Linked DNA regions of Mus musculus: region 2 is linked to region 1. Evidence: chromatin contacts called from ENCODE POLR2A ChIA-PET data. All regions are on one chromosome and are shown on one strand. The core of a region is the stretch at or near the end of the contact, and the rest is flanking DNA. Distances in the headings are between cores, read along the strand shown.

Region 1 (5,092 bases), core at 863-3,362:
GAACTTTCTACACCTAATGTTTTTGGGTTTTTTTGTTTTTTTAAAGATTTATTTATTTTATTTTATTATATGTGAGTACACTGTAGCTGTCTTCAGATGCACCGGAAGAGGGCGTCAGATCTCATTACGGGTAGTTGTGAGCCACCATTGGTTGCTAGGATTTGAACTCAGGACCTTCGGAAGAGCAGTCGGTGCTCTTAACCACTGAGCCATCTCTCCAGCCCTACCTAATGTTTTTGAGACAGTGTTTCTCACTGGACAGAAGCTCACTAAGCCAGTGAGATCCGAGGATTGCTCCTGTCAACATTCAAAAGGCCACAGTTAGAGGCACCCACAAGATACCTCCAGCTTTTCTGTGGGTGCTGGGCATCTGAACTCAGGATCTTAAGCTGCACAGCTAGCTTTCTTATCCACAACGCCTAGAGTTACTTTTCGCCTAAGCAACTACACTGGAATAAATAACTTTACGGAAACGCCTAAGCCAGGGCAAGGTACAAGATGAGAAGGGAGTATGTTTTGGTATTAAGATGTACTGGTAGTTGGGCATTGGTGGTGCACGCCTTTAATCCCAGCACTCGGGAGGCAGAGGCAGGCGGATTTCTGAGTTCAAGGCCAGCCTGGTCTACAGAGTGAGTGCCAGGATAGCCAGGGCTACAAAGAGAAACCCTGTCTCGAAACAAAACAAAACAAAAAAGACATACTGGCTGAAGTTAAGAACACGGGTTGCTTTTTCAAAGGGTCCACTTACAATCCCTAGCCCCGATTCAAGGGTCCACAATCGTCTATAATTCGACTTCCAGGGGATATTAATACCTATTCTAGGCTCTGAAGACACTAAATATACATGTAGATACATACAAATAGATGTGCATGTAGGCAAAACACTCACACACATAAATGTTTAAAAGATTTGTCTGGACCTCGCATAAGCTGGATTCTTAGTGTGCTCCTCTACCGCACCCCAAGAAAAAAAAGATAGCTAGGCCATTAAGAGTGTGCGCTTCAGCCGGGCGTGGTGGCGCATGCCTTTAATCCCAGCACTTGGGAGGCAGAGGCAGGTGGATTCGAGGCCAGCCTGGTCTACAAAGTGAGTTCCAGGACAGCCAGGGCTATAGAGAAACCCTGTCTCAAAAAAAAAAAAAAAAAAAAAAAAAAAAAAAAAAGAGTGTGCGCTTCATTCCAAAGGATCTGACTTTGGTTCCAGAGTCGGGCGGCTCACAACTGAGTGTAACTCCTTCACCTGGGGACCCGATACCCCCTTCTGTCCTCTTTGGCCACCTGAATGCACCGCCATACATACACAAAAATAATAAGGGGCTGGCGAGACGACTCAGCTCTACAACCACCTGTAACTCCAGTCCCAGAAGCCCTAGGCACACACATGATGTACAGAGACAGACAGACATTCAGGAAAAAACACTGATATACGTGCCATAAAATCTCTAAAAATAAAACTTTTGAAAAAGTTCTTAAAAGAGGACGATGGGTAGCTCCTGCAAAGAGGGAAAACACATTATCACATCAACTTTCTAACAAGCCGATCCCTTCCGAACCCAGAGGCGGACAATTGAGTTTCGGACGTGAAGGAAGCTGGCAATTCCCTAAAAACAATCTCCAATGTCCGGGTCGGCTTCCAGAACCAGCCGGTAGGTAGGTAGTACGCTCAGCCTGCGGGCTTCACGCGCCTGTTCCCGCGCTCCGAGGGGGCGGCGGCCCAGGACAGCAGCTATGCAGAACCGACACATGCGTGTTCCAGGCCGCCTGAGGGCCGGGGTCCTGATAACCCGAACTCCGGAGCCCACGGGCCGTGGGGACCTCGCGATCACGAGGCCCACGCCCTGGGGACCGTCCGGGAGAGTCTCGAGTGAGGTGTGAAGCGTGGAAACCACCCTCCTTTCGCCTCAGGCCGAATCGCTCACCGGACGGCAAGTAGTCCTCATCCTCGTCCGATGTGGAGAAGTCTTCGGAGTCGAATTCCTCCATGCTGCTGTCACTTGGGGCCTGCTACCCACACGACTGCGGCCACTGCCCCAAAATAGCGAAGCTAGATATAGGGCGAGACCATAGGGGTACAGGACCAGCAGCTAGGGCCGCCCTAGAGGCGAGCGCACATGCGCAGGCAGTGCCACGTGGTCAGAGACGACACTTCCGGCTGCTGCGATTGGTCAGTCTACACTCACCGGGCCCTTGTGGGATTCCGGACCCCCACCTCTCAGAAGCGATGCATGCTGGGGCTTGTAGTTTTCAACGGTACCGTGCGTCCTTAATGGAGAATGGCTTATCTGCGGAAATAGTACTTTCTCTTTATACTTGTCTTTTTATTTTGAAATTTGCTCACAAGCTAATATTTTTTCTAACTCTAAAATCAGAGATTAAAATGTCGCTCCCGGATATGCTCAGCGAGTAAAAACTGAAAGCTGAATAGATAGATGCTAAAGTTCCCATCAACTTTTGAGCAAGGCTGAGGCTCTGCCTTTTTGATTCAATTCTCTCGCTAGAATCGAATTCTTTAATGCAGTTTTTGTGCCTTTTCCCTGCATTTTTGTTTTTGTTTGTTTTTTTTTTTTTTCTGCCTAAAATTGCTCCCAAGAACACTACCGAAACTCTGTCTAATATTCTAAGCGCAAGAAGACTGCGACGCTCTTTCCTGAGAAACTCGGCCTGTTAAGTAAGCTACATTCAGGCCTGAGTTACAAGTACTGTTGGCAGTAAGTTCAGCATTAATGAATCAACAATCCGATAATCACTAAAAGACAAAAGGAAATCCGCTTATCTGTGAGGGAAGCCACTACACAAAGTGCTAGATTGACACTTTTGAAACAACGGGAAAGATGGATGGAAAAGCAGTTAAATTTGTGAGTATGTGAGGATTGGCGAGACGGCCCAAAGGTTAACAGTACTTGTTGCTTCTGCAGCAAAACTAGGTTTGGTTCCTAGCATCCCCAACATGGCGGTTCACTACCGCCCTGGTTCTGACCTCAATAGGCACCAGGCATGTATGTAGTACAGTGCAGCAAGCACCTTCACCCACTGAGCCATGCCCCTAGTCCCTCAGAAATCACCTTCTGCCGGGCGTGGTGGCGCACGCCTTTATATATATATATATATACACACATTTTTTTAAAACTGTGATGAGAATATAATGCATACTGTACTGAGAATAATCGAACTCTCGGAGCACATGAAGGAGGAAGATGAGGAAATCTTAGCAGAGAAATCCGTAGGAACAACCAATAGGAAATTTTAGCAGAGACATCGGGAGGACCAACCAATGCTCTGGATGAGTGGGTAAAACCTGGTGGGAGTTGACCAATGGGATGGCAATGGGAATCAGCCTAAGAGTTCACAGCCGTCAAAATATCAGTGTGGAATACATCTAAAGGGGGCTGGGGAAGGTGACGTAGAAGAATGTGACCCAATGCTTAATTGTGCCCTCAAATTTAAGCATGTCACCTCCTCTGGCCCTTATGCTGAGATGCTTAACAGAATGAGGCAGAAAGCCCTGTGTGGTGATGGCACACGATTTTAATTCCAACAATCAGGAGACAGAGACAGGGAGATCTCTGTGAGTTCAAGGCCAGCTTGATCTTCATAAAGTGTTCCAGGTCAGTCAACACTACATAGTAATACTCTTTTTTAGAGGGGCAGGGGTAGGATTTTTTGAGACAGGGTCTCTCTGTGCAGCTCTGGCTGTCCTGGAACTCACTATGTAAACCAGGCTGGCGGTGAACTGAAAGATCCGCCTGTCTCTGCCTCCTGAGTGTTGGGATTAAAGACTTGGGTTTGTGCCTCGCTGTGATACTCAATTTTTAAAAAATAATTAAAAAAGAAAAAAAAGAAAAGATAAAGGAATGAGGCAGGAAACAAAGCAGAAAAGAATGATGCAAATTTTCAGGCAGGACTGGGAGGGAGGGGAAAATGCTTACGTCATCACGTCATCTCCTCATCAAGCCGCGAGAACCGAACACCTGGGGTAGAACCGCTGGATGCTGACGTGTCTCGCTCTTCCTCTCCAGCAGAATAAGCACCACCTATGTGTCCCTTGGTTTTCAGGAAGCAAGCCAAAGTTGAGCAGGTTAGCCACAGTGGGCTAGCTGACCCTCTGCATCCTGCAGTACGGCCGAACATCGGCATCAAGTTTGGTTTTTTTGGTTTGGTTTGGTTTGGTTCTTGTTTTACTTCTTACTTTTTTTGTTGTTGTTTTTTGTTTTTTTTTTTTTAAGATTTATTTGAGCCGGGCCATCGCGGCACACGCCTTTAATCCCAGCACTTGGGAGGCGAAGGCGGAGGCAGAGGCAGACCGATTTCTGAGTTCAAGGCCAGCCTGGTCTACAGAGTGAGTTCCAGGACAGCCAGGGCTACACAGAGAAACCCTGCCTCGAAAAACAAACAAACAAACAAACAAAGATACAAGATTTATTTGGGGGTTGGTGAGATGGCTCAGTGGGGAAGAGCACTGACTGCTCTTCAAACGGTCCTGAGTTCAAATCTTAGCAACCACATGGTGGCTCACAACCAACCATCTGTAATGAGATCTGACGTCCTCTTCTGGTGTGTGTCTAAAGACAGCTACAGTGTACTTACATATAATAAATAAATCTTTTTTTTTAAAAAAAAAAGATTTATTTATTTATTTATTTAATGTATATGAGTACACTGTAGCTGTCTTCATACAAACTAGAAGAGGGTACCGGATCCCATTACAGGTGGTTGGTTGTGAGCCACCCTATGTTTGGTGGGAATTGAACTCAGGATCTTTGGATCAATTCTCTTAACCGCTGAGCCAGCAAACAGCGAGCTTTCAATGTTTTTATATATAACGTTTTAAGTGCTTACTCTTTGGGTTGTTTTTTTTCTTGGAGTTCGTTTGTGCACACCACTGTACTTACTGTGAGGACTGCACAGTGTGTCGTGCTTTTTTTTGTTTGTTTAGGTTTTTTTGGTTTGTTTGTTTCAAGACAGGGTTTCTCTATATAGCCCTGGCTGTCCTGGAACTCACTTTGTAGACCAGGCTGGCCTCGAACTCAGAAATCTGCCTGCCTCTACCTCCCAAGTGCTGGGATTAAAGGCGTGCGCCACCACGCCCAGCTTT
Region 2 (5,092 bases), core at 1,822-4,321, 120 kb before region 1:
ATCCAAGATCTGGAAGAAGGCTGCCCATGTTCGGGTCACAGTTATGCCCTAGGAGCGCCCCTCCACCTTTCCTGAGTCAGTCCTGTCCAGACATAAAACTCGTGCCCAGCAGCAATCTTCCAGAAACCTGCTCCAGCTTGTCTGTTTCAGCACCGTCCAAATGTGCAGAGACAGAGAAGGAAAAAGCACCCGGGAAAGCAGTGGACAGAGCCTCAGCTCACCTCAGGGCTTGCTCCTTGCTAGGCTGCAGTTCAGTAATGTCATCCCAAGCAGCAAAATGTGCATGCCAGAGTCTCTGAGCACAGACTGCCGGGAAAACAGGGATGAAACTTATCTGGGAGCACACAGGACCCCCATTGCACACTGTCTGCCTGGCAGCTGCTGAGGTAAGGAAGCAGTGAGCCAGACCACACTTCATTTCAGCAGAGCTCTGAAGACCAGTGGCTAACACACACATGCTCAAAGCCAACCTCCACTTGACAGGCACCGGGCAGGCTTTTGCCCAGAGCTCCTTCATTAGGAGCTAGGCTACAGCAGAACAGAAAGCGCGCACAAGTCCTGTGAACACCTGGTTAAACCAGACTCCTGGGTCTTAACCCTCCTGAAAAGCTAGACACCTGCATTTCCCTGGGGCTTCTGGCTTATGAACCACTGGCCAGAGCTCACAGTATGAGGGGGTGGGGAGCAAGGAGAACTGACTCAGTGTCCTGTAATAGCACCTGGAACATTCCTGCTGGTCACCACTTACTACCCCCTGTCTCTCTCTCCTACACCCCCCTCTCCATCCAGCTACTCAATGGCCCTATGCCAGTGGGAACGAACATGCCTAAGCATTTGTCCCACTGTGCTGGGGTTGAAGGGTCCATAACGTGTCACTGAGTCTCTCTACTTTGGAGGGGAGGAGCAGGACCCAGAGACCCAGGAGGTCTCTGCAGGATGGACAGGAACACAAAAGACTATGCTCAAAGCCTCTATTCCACCCCTGGCCAAGGGAAGGCACCACAGAGAGGCAGCTGACTCGCTAGGATCTTGGGAAAGGAAGATCCTCTCTCAGAGGAGGGCTAAGGGTGAGTGTGGAGGTGGGGGAAGGGAGCTGAGCTCAGGCTCAGGCATTTCAAAAATTTGCTCCTTTTCCACTTAACTACCCCCCAAGCCTGTGAACCTTGGAATGGCATTTCCGCTTTGGAAACAAGACCCCAGGATTGACACCCCACTGTGCTAGGGGAGTACCCCTTCCCAAGCTATTGGGGAGGAAGCACCCATCAGGGTGGTGGCTGACAGGGATGCTCTACACACACACACACACACACACACACACACGGTGGTCTGTGCTGGCCTGGACACATGTGCTCAGTGATGCAGTCCTCCCTCCCCCACACCGACCCGACCTCCATGATGCAGAGGGACTCATGCCCACAGCAGTTTTACAACACACTTTCCTGCTGGCCTCTTTACAGTGATGAGACTGACACAGTCCAGGGGCCCTTGTCTTGGTCCACACAATCTGTGCCCAGGAGGGACAGAGCTGACACCCAGAGGAGGACAGTGGAGATACTACACCTTAACCCTCACTGACTTCTCTGCAGTGGAAAGGGAACTTAGGGACAATGACACTCCAGAGCTAAAGACCTCTGCCACACTCAAACTGACTCCAAAAGGACAGGGGTCTGAGACCCAAGAAACCACCTCTCTTCCATCTCCCCAACAAAAATCAACAACAACAACAACAAGAAGCCTGCACCCAGCACTGGAGCCAGCCTCCTCTGAAGTTGAGCTTCATGGATAAGGAGTGTGTAAAATAGGGTGGAACCTAAGTGCTTACTCTTGTGGAAAGAGCTGGCTTGAGAGCTGGCTGAGTTTCAAAAATATTGGAAGGTCAAGTCCAATATTGCCCTAATCATGCCTGAACACACACAGGCACACTCAGAGGCAGCATGTGCTGGCACAAGCACACACTGGGACAAGCTCACGTAAGTACAGGTGCAACACACACAGACAGAGCCGAGCATGCACAGGTGTATAGGCAGAGGAAGAGCTCAAAGACGCGGTGCTGGAGAAAGACTGCACAGGCCTGGCCAGACAACAGTTTCCACCCTCCAGGACAGGTGACAGTCATCCCAGGAGTGGCCTGGAGTCTCTTTACCAGGTTAAAGATGAGCTTACAGGCTGCAGAGGGATATCTCTGTCCTCGGGGGTATGGAAGGGACGTTTGCACAGTAAACATGGTAGACCACTCCTCTCCTGCCTATTGCGGTTTGTCCTGGACCCCTCTGAGGGGAGAGGGTTGGAGCCTTCTGGCCTTTCAGGCCTGAGAAGCAGTGCAGGCCCCACAGAGGAGCCATCACTGCTTAATGCCCTGTAACGCCCACTCTAGTGGAATGGCTGGACGAAGCAGCCCCTCCAAGAAGAAAGACCACACGGAGAACCACTTCCAAAGAGCAAATTATACAGAGGAGTTTTGGCTTATGACTAAGAAGAGTGAACAGAGCAGGCCTAAACTAACCGGCACAAGATAAAGCGCACAGCTTCTCCCCTCCTGAAGCCTGGGCTGGACAGGTCAGCTGATGGCCAGCTCTGGGAGTGGCAGTGGGAAAGGATTTCCTGAGACCGGAGGTAAGCGTCGCAAGCCCCAGGGACAGGAAGACGTGTTGTCCCTAAATGGCCACAGGGGCTGTTCTTTCCTTCTGAGAGGACTACTCACAGGGTCAAGCTCAAAACCTGGGCAAGGCTACAGGGACCTAGGACACAGCCTATCACATCAGTTAATCCTCACCACTGTGGGGACCAGGAGAGGGAAAATAGCACCTCCCAGAGGCTCAGAGGGCAGTGGCTCCGCCAGCTCACACAGGAAGTGGCAGGAGAGCGTACATCTGTAACTGCCCATTCAGCATTCTAAGCATGTCCCTAAAGCATCCCAGGTGACACCCCCGCCAGCCCCCACGCACAGCAGAGCACACACTCTTAGGAGTTCTTAGCCATAAAGAGCTTGCCTGTACTCTAAGGCTGGAATGGGCAATGAGAGCCTTCACTCTTCATTACAGTGGTGACTCTGTAGAAAGGTGGGCAGGGCCTACAGCCTGGAGCCAGTTTCTTCCTGGTCAGGTCCCCATGTCATCCTTTGGGCAAGTCCTTATGGACCTGGACGGATACAGAGTTAGGATGGAAGGCAATGCTACCTGCTATGGAGGGACAGAGCCCAGGGGTGAGAAGGGTCCAAACTGACAGGCCTCCCAGGAAGCCCGGCACCCCCTCTCAGCTGCTCCATCTCCCTTCAGGTGTGGTTCTGGGACAAAGGGAGGGGGGTAGGGCACCCCTCCTTTCACATTTTCCTGCAGTAAGGGTGCCTTCAGGGATGTGCCTATTTCAGACAGGACCTCCCTCCAGCAGAGGCCTCACTGTGTGCTGGCAGACAAGAGCAGGCTAGACCTGAGCACCGCAGCTTCATGTGTGGACCAGAGGCTGAGGCCTTGTGTGCCTGCCCTTGAAGCTGCTTCTGGGATCTGGCTCTCGTCCCCTTAGCATTAGGGAGGAGTCAGAGTAGTGCAAGAAACCTGTCAAGGAAGAGAAGGACACGGACAGGTCCCTGTCCCCAGGGGAAACTCCAGTGGCTGCCCTGCTTCCACCAGCTAGGCTGGGTGGGCAGGGACAGGGTGTGGTCAAGAGACCTCCCGAGCTGGGCCATCTGCTCTCCCTCTCCCATGGCAACCAGCAGTTCAGTCGGAGGGGTGACTTCACATGCCATCTGCTACACGCCTTCAGCAGCTTCCACTGAGCACCCGTGCACACCCACAGATACCCAGATGGGCAGAGAACGGACAGGGCTGGCAGGCATGGGGGCTGGAGTCAGTGAGCTGCAGGGCCAGCAGGGTCACAGGGTCTCCAGAGAGTATAAAAGCAGCTCCTCCCTTGTTAAAAAAAAAAAATCATATACAGAGTGGATCCCACATGAGCCTACAGTGCAGGGCCCATTTGCTTCTCTAGACTAAGCCTACACAAATGACTCCAGCTGGCTGTGGCACCCTCAGCTGGTCACTGCCCTTTAGGTGGTAAGGACAACCGTTACCAGCATCTGGACTCACACTCAGGCACTGATATGGACATACACAGGGCTGTACCAAGCACAGGGCACTATGGTGTGTCTCCATGCCAGCATCCCATACCGCCATACATCAAGTTCCACCCACTAGGAACCACCCCCACAAACACAAGTGCACACCTCTAAACCTATCTCCTAGCCTTCACTGCTCTCCCTCCTCCGTCTTCAGATGCTCCAAGGTTCCCCAAGTTCCCTCAAAACACCGCTTGAGGACCTGGGTGCAGCTCTTCCTTGGAATGCAGCTGCCCCAGATCCACAGCTAATGCTGGGGGTGACAAGTTATGGAATCCACCTCTCTCATTTGCACACACGGTCTGAGCATCAAATGCTTGTCAAGTGTTGTGTTGCACTAGGACACTGCCATGGAAGGAGTCCCCTCCTCTGAGAATTCACACTTGGGCTGTGGGAGGTGGGTGTGACCTGCAATCACACCTGTCTGTGGTGACAAGAACTCAAGGAGGGCAATGAAGGTGGCAGGGGTAAAGGGTTGTTTCACACAAGGTGTGTGGAACTTCTTGAAGGAGGAGGCATGTGAGTAAGGTGTGCATCTTTTGCTAAGGCTCGTGATGCCAATCAATCAATCAATCGATACCAGTGAAAGCTGATATAAACAGTGCAGGCAAGTGAGCAGCTTGGGAATGGAAGAGTAGACTAAGGGCCAAGGTGCCGCAGGAGGGGACTCTTGGCAAGCTGGTACCAGCTCTAGCTACCGGCTTCTGGCTTCTTGGAGGGTTAAGGTGTATCCTGGACCTGGGCTCTCATAGTGGCTGTGAGTGGGAGCACCAAGTCGGAGTGGCTGGGGAGGTGAAAAGAACCAGGCACAGTTCTTGTGTCCAGAACTGATCTCTGATGTGCTCCCCTGAGCCCCTCCAGCCAGAACCTCTTAGGACAGAATGAGACCCTGGGGGAAAAAAAATCACAAATGACACAAAAGCCTAATGTTAACCTGCAACGACTGTGTGAGAGAACACTGACCCTTATGGCCTGATGGAGGGC

What was found. ChIA-PET counts read pairs that join two places held with the same protein, here RNA polymerase II (POLR2A).
Region 2: POLR2A ChIA-PET joins it to region 1 with 18 read pairs in Patski. The contact joins the enhancer-like site here to the promoter of Cfdp1 in region 1. POLR2A ChIA-PET finds 5 or more read pairs at or near these places in 2 of 5 experiments (Patski and embryonic stem cell).

Annotation. Positions count from the first base shown.
Region 1 is chr8:111,852,225-111,857,316 of GRCm38, forward strand. It overlaps Cfdp1 (craniofacial development protein 1), which reads right to left and starts at 2,113. Exons shown (of 7, transcript NM_011801.2): 1 at 1,920-2,113. The coding sequence starts at 1,983.
Region 2 is chr8:111,732,865-111,737,956 of GRCm38, forward strand. All of the region lies in intron 1 of Bcar1 (breast cancer anti-estrogen resistance 1), which reads right to left. Among named protein-coding and RNA genes, the nearest start is that of Gm51589, 6.2 kb to the right of the region's middle. Within about 2 kb of position 3,072, at least 1 of the 3 ENCODE cell types and tissues checked has a DNase peak (open chromatin) inside an H3K27ac peak, as active enhancers do.